Regions from separate parts of the Mus musculus genome. Here region 2 is linked to region 1. Evidence: chromatin loops called from intact Hi-C (ENCODE). Cell type or tissue: heart. All regions are shown on one strand.

Evidence for each region. Peaks named below come from ENCODE experiments on the same cell type or tissue, not always from the same donor. Only the 100,000 strongest peaks of a DNase experiment are listed, where the experiment ranks them.
Region 2: a loop joins it to region 1, with 6 times the contacts of the local background. A loop is called at or near these places in 12 of 42 quality-filtered maps.

What each region holds. Positions count from the first base shown.
Region 1 is chr7:90,128,537-90,132,536 of GRCm38, forward strand. Picalm (phosphatidylinositol binding clathrin assembly protein) reads left to right here and starts at 1,677. Exons shown (of 20, transcript NM_001360867.1): 1 at 1,677-2,166. The coding sequence starts at 2,037. It overlaps 2310010J17Rik (RIKEN cDNA 2310010J17 gene), which reads right to left and starts at 1,400. Exons shown (of 3, transcript NR_046007.1): 1 at 1,336-1,400. In heart, no CTCF peak of the experiment used is centred here; DNase peaks (open chromatin) are centred at 975, 1,575 and 2,425; H3K4me3 peaks cover 3,547 bases; H3K27ac peaks cover 3,951 bases.
Region 2 is chr7:90,066,402-90,070,401 of GRCm38, forward strand. No RefSeq gene overlaps it. Among named protein-coding and RNA genes, the nearest start is that of Gm32164, 5.3 kb to the left of the region's middle. In heart, no CTCF peak of the experiment used is centred here; a DNase peak (open chromatin) is centred at 2,050.

The sequences.
Region 1 (4,000 bases):
TTCAGAAAATATTAACTGGATAGTTGGTTAAACAATGATAAAGAAATTAGCTAAGAAATTAGTAGAATAGTTTGAGAATAAAAGAAATTATAATGGATTAAAACTTGCACACACATGTGGGTCACGTGAACATGCATACATGAGTACACACCACAGACAAAAACCAACCAAACAAAAATTCCCGGTCATTCCACTGCCTGATAAACACAGGGTACCAAATTACAAATGGAATGCAGATGCACCAAAGGGAGTTTTACAGTTTTGTGAATTCTCAAGCTGGTGTGACAAGAATGAAACCTGCAGCCTTAATAAGAATTGTGAGTTCTTGCCAAAATCACCGTGCTTCAGAATGGCGTGTGAGATAGAAAGGGAATGTGAAGAGACCACAGAATTCCTCATACCACACACAATTTTAAACATCTATTAGCTTTTCATCCGTTGAGAGTTAACAGATTTAAGCGCAATATTCTAGATTTGGTTGGCAGATGGTGTACACAGATTTTGAGTACGCTCGAATCTCATTTGAAACTAGCAAGATTACATAGAACCATGATGGTAACTTAACATTCACAGAGAATTTAAAATTTATCCCTAACTCTTGAGTTAAATGTGGAGCACTAGTAACATTTAAAAAGGCTTTGTTCATAGATCTTCTGGATTTCATAGATCTAAGTCTCGGGATGTAATACTGGTCTAAAATGCCTACAGGGCAGAGTCAATATCTTTCCATGGAAATCTGGCTCACACAAGAGGAGAAAAGAGGCCAAAGGGAAGAAAGGCTAAACCAGGGGAGATCGCAGGTACTGATGTCTGACTCTGAATGGGACTTCTCCTTTTACCGAGCTGTCTCACTTCCTTCTATGGTGTGGACCTTTAATCTCGCTGGTTGTCAGCCTTGTAGGGTCAAGTTAATCACTGTTGACATCACCCTACTACTTCCCTTTTCAAATTCCACTGAAGCTATGTGTTTCCTGTCGTATTTGACACCGCAGAGAATGAATACCGGGCTGGCTTCTATCTAAATTTAGACTGGCAGGAACGTGGCGACTCTTAGTAAGTCGAGATAAACAAAACTAGGTGACGTTTCCAACACTCTCAAAGAAGACGAGGGGGTGAAAAAAAAAAAAAAAGCCCCAAAGCCCTGTTACTAAAAGGGAGAGCGGGGTGCATTTGAAGAGGCCTGTGTGTAGGCTCAGAAAGAGACTGGCTGGAGCCGTTTTCTTTAAGGCAGGAGGAGGGCCGTGGGGTCGGCGCCAAATTGAGCGAGGCGAAGCCCCGGAGCCCAGGCACCTCCAGTTCGGGGTGAAAACTACGCACAGGCAGCAGCTGCCTCACCTCTTTGTCAAGCCCACGGCGTCAGCCTCTGACACGAGGGCGGGCGTCCTCGCCTCCGGGGTGAAAGAGGGGCGCAGCGGGCCGCCCCTCCCCCCCGCCCCCCTACGACACGCGGGGCCCTGCCTCGGGCGACCTGTTGGCAGGGCGCGTCACGTGACGCGGCGGGCCGCGCCGTCCCCCGCGGGCGGGCCTCCTGTTGCGCCCGCCGGGCGGGTTCCACCACGTAGCGCGCGGGCGCCGCCCCGCTCTTCCCTCGCCGGAGCGAGGGAGGGGGGCGCGCCGGAGAGGAAAGGGAAGGGAGAAGGGGCGGGAGGAAGCGAGCAGGGGGCGGAACCCGAGTCACGTGACCTAGGGGCAGCCCGGAAAGCTCCGAGGAGGAGCCTGGCGCCGCCATTTTCCTGCAGCTGCCTGGCCCTCTTACCCGGTCGGGCTCCAGCTGACCAGGGAAGGGGTGGGCCGAGGCTGAGGCGCGGGACCCGGGAGTGGCCCCGACTTGGTGTGGGAGCCCGCCGGGGGAACACGCGAGCCGGGGCTCTCGGAGCGGGTGGCGGCGCGCGGCCCTGAGCCCCGCCCCAGGCCGGCAGGCGGGCGGGGAGCCGGTGGGGGTAGGGGGTGCGGTGGGGGGTGGGGACCCTCGGGCGCTTGGGGGTCCCAGGCCCCGCCGGCTGCGGAGCGGAAGGGGTGGCGGACGAGCCGCAGAGATGTCTGGCCAGAGCCTGACGGACCGAATCACCGCGGCCCAGCACAGTGTCACTGGCTCCGCGGTATCTAAGACAGTATGCAAGGCCACGACCCACGAGATCATGGGCCCCAAGAAAAAGCACCTGGACTGTGAGTGAAGACCCCCCGCATCCTCTCCCGACCCCTCTCCATCGTCCTCCTCTCTCTCTTGGGCTGCCTCTTCCCTCCCTGCGTCTTATCTGCACGATGGCTCCTGTGCCTGGTCGAGCTGTGTGTTCTTTTCTGCTCCCATCACACCTGCCTTTAACGGCCTCTGCTCTTCTCTCAAAAGAGAGAAAAAAAATGTGACAATCCATTGCGCCCCCAGAGATCCCCTGAGACCCTCGCCTCCTAGCCCCCGGCACCACCAAGCCCATCGCGCTCCACCAACTTGCCTCCCACCCAGCTCCTCACTCAGACTCCTCTCCCAGCTACTGCAGCCCCTTTTGCCCTTCCATCCCACCCGTCCCGTACCTCCTAGCAGCCGTCCGCTCAGTGATTCCCCGGCTAATGTCTCCAGGACTCAGGCTCACCGCCCCATTGTTCCATTAGCTTTTTAAAATTCCCTTTCCTTTCTTTTTTTTTTTTTTTTTTTTTTTCGTATTTCCGTACTAACTCTGCTTGGTGGGACCAGATTTCTGTCACTTCTCAGCTCTTGAAGTGTTTTTCCCCTCCTCCCATTTCTTTGTGGTTTCCTTTTCTACCTTTCTATCTACCTTTTCGGTCATCTTTGCCATTCTAGCTTCCGTTAAGTTCCTTTGACTTCTTGTCACCTCCTTCTTTCAATACTATGCCCAGTTACTCGGCTTTTATTCCATTTACGCTTGTGGGGAGTAGAAACAAAGGGATTCAGTGTGGTGTGGGGAAGGCTTTGTGGGAAGTTACTATTTTTATTTGCCATCATTATATTGTCTGAGTTTTGAAGTTGTGTGTTGTGCATGTTCTACCCCCCCCCCCCTTTTGTAATCCATATGAGGATATGGATAAGGGCTTTGCTGGTTTTGGTATCAGTTCCTGGAACTGTTAACATTGGTGGTTTGAATTTAGAAGCTTGAGTGTGATGTGTAGCGGTTCGAAATGGATCAATATATTTAAGTACAAATAATCAGGTTTGGAAACGTTTTAATTTATGCTAGCTGTATTTTGGATAACTATCTTGCTTAAGCGGCATAATGTAACTCCAGCATAAACTTAGGTACAGTTAATAGAGCGGACTCCTCCCAGTTGCTTTCTAACCTAGGAGCCACCTGTAAAACCACCTCCTTTTTCTTGTTGCTCCTTTGCCCTAGGGTACAAAGCTCAGTGGATCACTCAGTCCTTGAGTCAGTGGAATGTTTCAGGAAAAAATAGGGATATAGCAAGGATAGTAAATTCTCTTTTTAAATGACTCCCGGACACATTAGCCAAACTGACTTTCATCATACATGAAAGTTGCTTTGCCCTGTGAAGCAAGAGCGAGCTTGTCCTGAAAGGGAATTCGCTGTAAGGAATCTTGTTTCTCACTTGGACTTTGGCTGTGAGGTTTGCACTTGAAGAAAAAAAAAATACGGCGGTGTGAATTCTAAGACCCACTGGTCATGAAGTGCTGTTAGAACAAGTTGTTGCCACAGACAAAACCCATTATTCGTTGCGATTTGTTCCCTGGCTGTGGACGTTTCATAGAAGCCATCCTTTGGTTGGCTGTGGTACTTAGACAGGCTGCTTTTTAACTGACCCGATGTAGGAAAGTGGAAGGGATATTTAAATGGTGACTCCACTATAAACATTCTGTAGGGGATTGTGAATAAATTATAAATGGGTTTTGAAAAATATATACTTGGAGAGATGCTTTTGTTTACATTCTTTTGAAAGACTACCCATGGGATTCTTTTTTCCATGGTTCCGATTCCAGACTTGTGTCAAATTTGTCTGTGTAGCCCAAGCTGGCCTTGAACTTGGGACAGAG
Region 2 (4,000 bases), 62 kb before region 1:
CTGCTGCGATGGCTCACTGGGTAAAAGGTGCTTGCTAACAGGTTTGATGTCCTAAGTTCAATCGATCCCGAGTGATAGAGAGAACTAACTCTGCAGAGCTGTCCTCTGACCTCCACTTGTACTTTCTATTGACCACAAAAAACAGACAGACAGATGGACAGTTGTTTTTCCTCGAAGGGAAGGCCTTTCTGTAATTTTGCACAAGGAGCCAGACATCCAAGCTATAGTGTTATATTCTGTTTTGCATACATGTATCTTTGTTTTCATTTTGACTTGGAAAATGCTGGGGATTGAACCTAGACCGTATATTTTTCTTTCCTTTTCCTTCCTCCCTTCCTTCCTTCCTTCCTTCCTTCCTTCCTTCCTTCCTTCCTTCCTTCCTTCCTTCCTTTCTTTCTCTCTCTCTCTCTCTCTCTCTCTTTCTTTCTTTCTTTCTCTCTTTCTTTCTTTCTTTCTTTCTTTCTAGCATAGAATAGAGTTTATTCGGGGCATGGGGAGGGGAGTCAAGAGGGTAGTAGAAGCAGAGAAAAGCAGAGAGAGAGAGAAGGGGGAGGAAGAGGAGTAGAGAGTAGAGAAGTAGAGGCTGGCCATGAGCACGTGGAGGGAGGGGGGATGAGAGGACAGAGCAGGAGCAGGAAATTGAGCAAGAGAACAAGAGCCTGTATATTTTTTCTTAAAAACTATTTATTGAATCACTAGTGCTCTGCTCTGTGCAGAGGAATCTAATAACAAAATAAGTTGTCTCCCCTTTATAGAATTTACAAACCTCTATAGAGGACAACAGATGAGGACACAGTTAATGGATGAGACCCCACAAGCGAGGCGATGGGTTAAGAGAGTAAAAAGGCCAGAAGCTCTCTCATCACCACACTGGTCCTGAATCTTCGCAGTTAAATTGCTTTGAATGAGCCTCTTGCCCACTCTGAAGCAGCAAGCCACACACAAGCCAGACAGTGACGCGTTTACCTAGCAGATTACTGTGATGATTAACTGAGAGAATATAAAGCACCAAGTATAATGCTACGCTAATTGTACAAACCACTCGCCACTAGGGAAACCTTTAAGGGGCTGGCGAGATAGCCCAGTCAGTAAAGCACTTGCCACGCTAGCATGAGCACTTGAGTTTGGAGCCCCAGCACCCTCATAAAAAGATGGGGGTGTTGATCCACACATGTAATCTCAGCACAGAGAGAGTAGAGACAGGAAGACTCTTGGTGCTTGCTGGCCAGGCAGCCCAGCTTAGTCAGTGAATTCTCGATTCACTGAGAGACCCTGTCACAAAAATAAATTGCAGGATGATTGACTGAGGAAGACACCCAATGTTGGCCTCTGCCCTCTGCAGACCAGCATATGCATGTGCACACACACACAAACATGTACAAACATATACTCACACACAAATAAAAGTAAATTTGAAAAAGAAGTAAATATCATTAAGATCAAAACACACAGGTACACACACACAAACATAAACACAAAAACAAAACAAAAACAACCCTCCCTAAACCAAAACAAAAAAAGATCAACACATAAAGATACAGGCAATGTTAAGAAGTCTCTTCTGCATAGCGTGGGACCGGGAGGCTTACTAAAAGTGATCTTACATGTCATTCTTGCATGTTGAATGAGGAACATCTTTTCAGATAAGTCACTCTGCTTTACTGGAAAATGTAGGGTGCTTCCTGCTAAATACTTGCACACTTCTGACACAGATGGTGACATCTGTGGCCACTTCCCTCCCCCAGTCAAACACTAGGTGGTAGTTTCATGCTCTCCCCACCCAAGAGCCTGGATTGTCTGACACTGAAGAGAAACAGGAAGAATGGTGGTTTCAACCTAGAAAGGAGACTATGTAGTTTACAGTAAATAACTTCCATTTCTTGACAGACAGAGACAGAGACACAGAGAGAGACAGAGAGAGAGCTGTGCTGTGAGATGATAAGGAAGCCAAGACCCAGCTCTGGGAAAAGCTGAAAGCATCCTTGATGTTACATGCTGATTCTGTTTCCACAGCATCCTGAGCAAGATTTGAAACAATGGCTCTGGCAGACAGACAAAAGAAGGGAGCTTGGCGCTGTTCCCATAAATGCTACTGGGTCCTTTCCTCAGTGAAGTTGCTGCTCTGCAGTGGAATCTCACACTCAGCTTAAGAAAGTCAAGTGATACAGATTTGAGCCATCAATCATACTGTGGAAGCTAACTCAACTACCCAGAACTTGATTTATGGGAAAGAAAGGGTTTCCAAGACAACTTGAAACCATGGTTGATGTAATGGTTATTATGCCCCTGAAATACCAATATAGCCTTTCATCTTTTTCTGAAAGTATTATTCTCATAAGGAAATTATAACACCTAAAGGCTTCAGTGTCATTCCTATTGTTTCATTTGTCTCTGTATAATAATTATACTAGTGGGTGCCATTTTTTAATTCCTAGCTTAAGTCACAGAGACTTGACTCTAGGGCACTCCTCCACTTCTGTTCAAACTGTACAGCCCTCAGAATGTTGCTCATATTTAAGTTGTAGGCTATGTGCTCCATAAAGTTAGAGATCTCTTAATCAGGGTTGTGTTCCACCAGAAATCCAGAAGAGTGTCCAAGACACGATAGGCATCCAATCAATGCTTGGATTAACAACATTCATTATCCCTCTCAATACAATCATCCTGAAAGATCAATCTAATCAGCTCCAGTTCTGTGAATAATAAAGTTGGTCTCCTTGTTTCAAAGCTACACAAAATTATGCTGCAAAGGTAGAAAGAGTGGCTGGATAGTCACATGGGACCCAGATTTAGCATGAGAGACTCAGGGAAGTAGCCTTGGTTATGTGGAGGTTCTTTTCTTACTTCCATAGAGTTCGTGTTGCAGGGGGAGTATAGCTCTATTGTCACTTGGCTAAAGGAGGAGAGGGGGATTCAGCAGAGATGTTCAGAGATTGATGAGAGACACCAGCATCTTGGTACATCCTGTGCCCATCCAGTCCAGAAGAGAATGTCTTGTTCTGTAGAAGCCCAAAGAGCAGACTATCTGTGTGGCCTTTCCATGCCCCGTATCCTCTCTGGCTGTCATTTGGAACCGCCATTTGATATTAAAATAACGTCTTATGGATGATATCAATTATAGAGATGAGAATATGGTTGAAGTCAAGCATGTGACATAGGCCTTCAGGCCCGGCACTCAAGAGGCTTTGACTGGACCATCATGAGTTCAAGGTCAGCCTGGGATGAACTCTATCTCAAAAACAAAACAAACTAAGATAGAGATAAATTAAGGGAGATATCTAATGTTGATTTGGCCTTCATGTACACATGCATACATGTGCATGTATACCTGCACATACTTGTGAACATATATTTGAACACACACACACACACACACACACACACACACACACACACACACACACTTCCCCCAACCAAATGACCAAAGATTGTAGATTGAACTAGTTAGCAGCAATGGAAATAGAAGAGAATGCCTTCAAAACTATTTCAAAGGAGGAAGAGGAAGAAGAGGAGGAGGAGGAGGAAGAGGAACAGGACAAAGAAAGAGTAAGATAGCATGCATAGCTGGCTGGGGATGAGAAAGAGGAAAGGTACTTAGGGGTAACTCCAGATTTTTGAGGTTACCCCTACATCTGAAGCTGGGTAGAGGCAACCATCTTCAGTGAAATGGGAACCAGGCCAGAAGAGTGGCTAGGGAGGAAGCTACTGAACATCATCCGAACTCTGAAAGCTCACACACTCAGAACCCCCTGGCCTTTTGGTACATCCTACCTCTTCACACCCCTGAGCACAAACCATTGCTTAAGAGCAGTGGGTGAACTAGGTGGCTTCGAATGTGACAATGTATGCTTCCTGCTGCTAGAGTAACTCAATTCTAAATCCTGGTGTCTACATTGTTTCTTCTTAGTTGCTAAGGCGACTCAAGAAAGGCAAAGAGGGGATCAGGGACCCACAAATATAAGATTATGAAGGAAAAGAAAAGGACCAGGGAACACTTCAA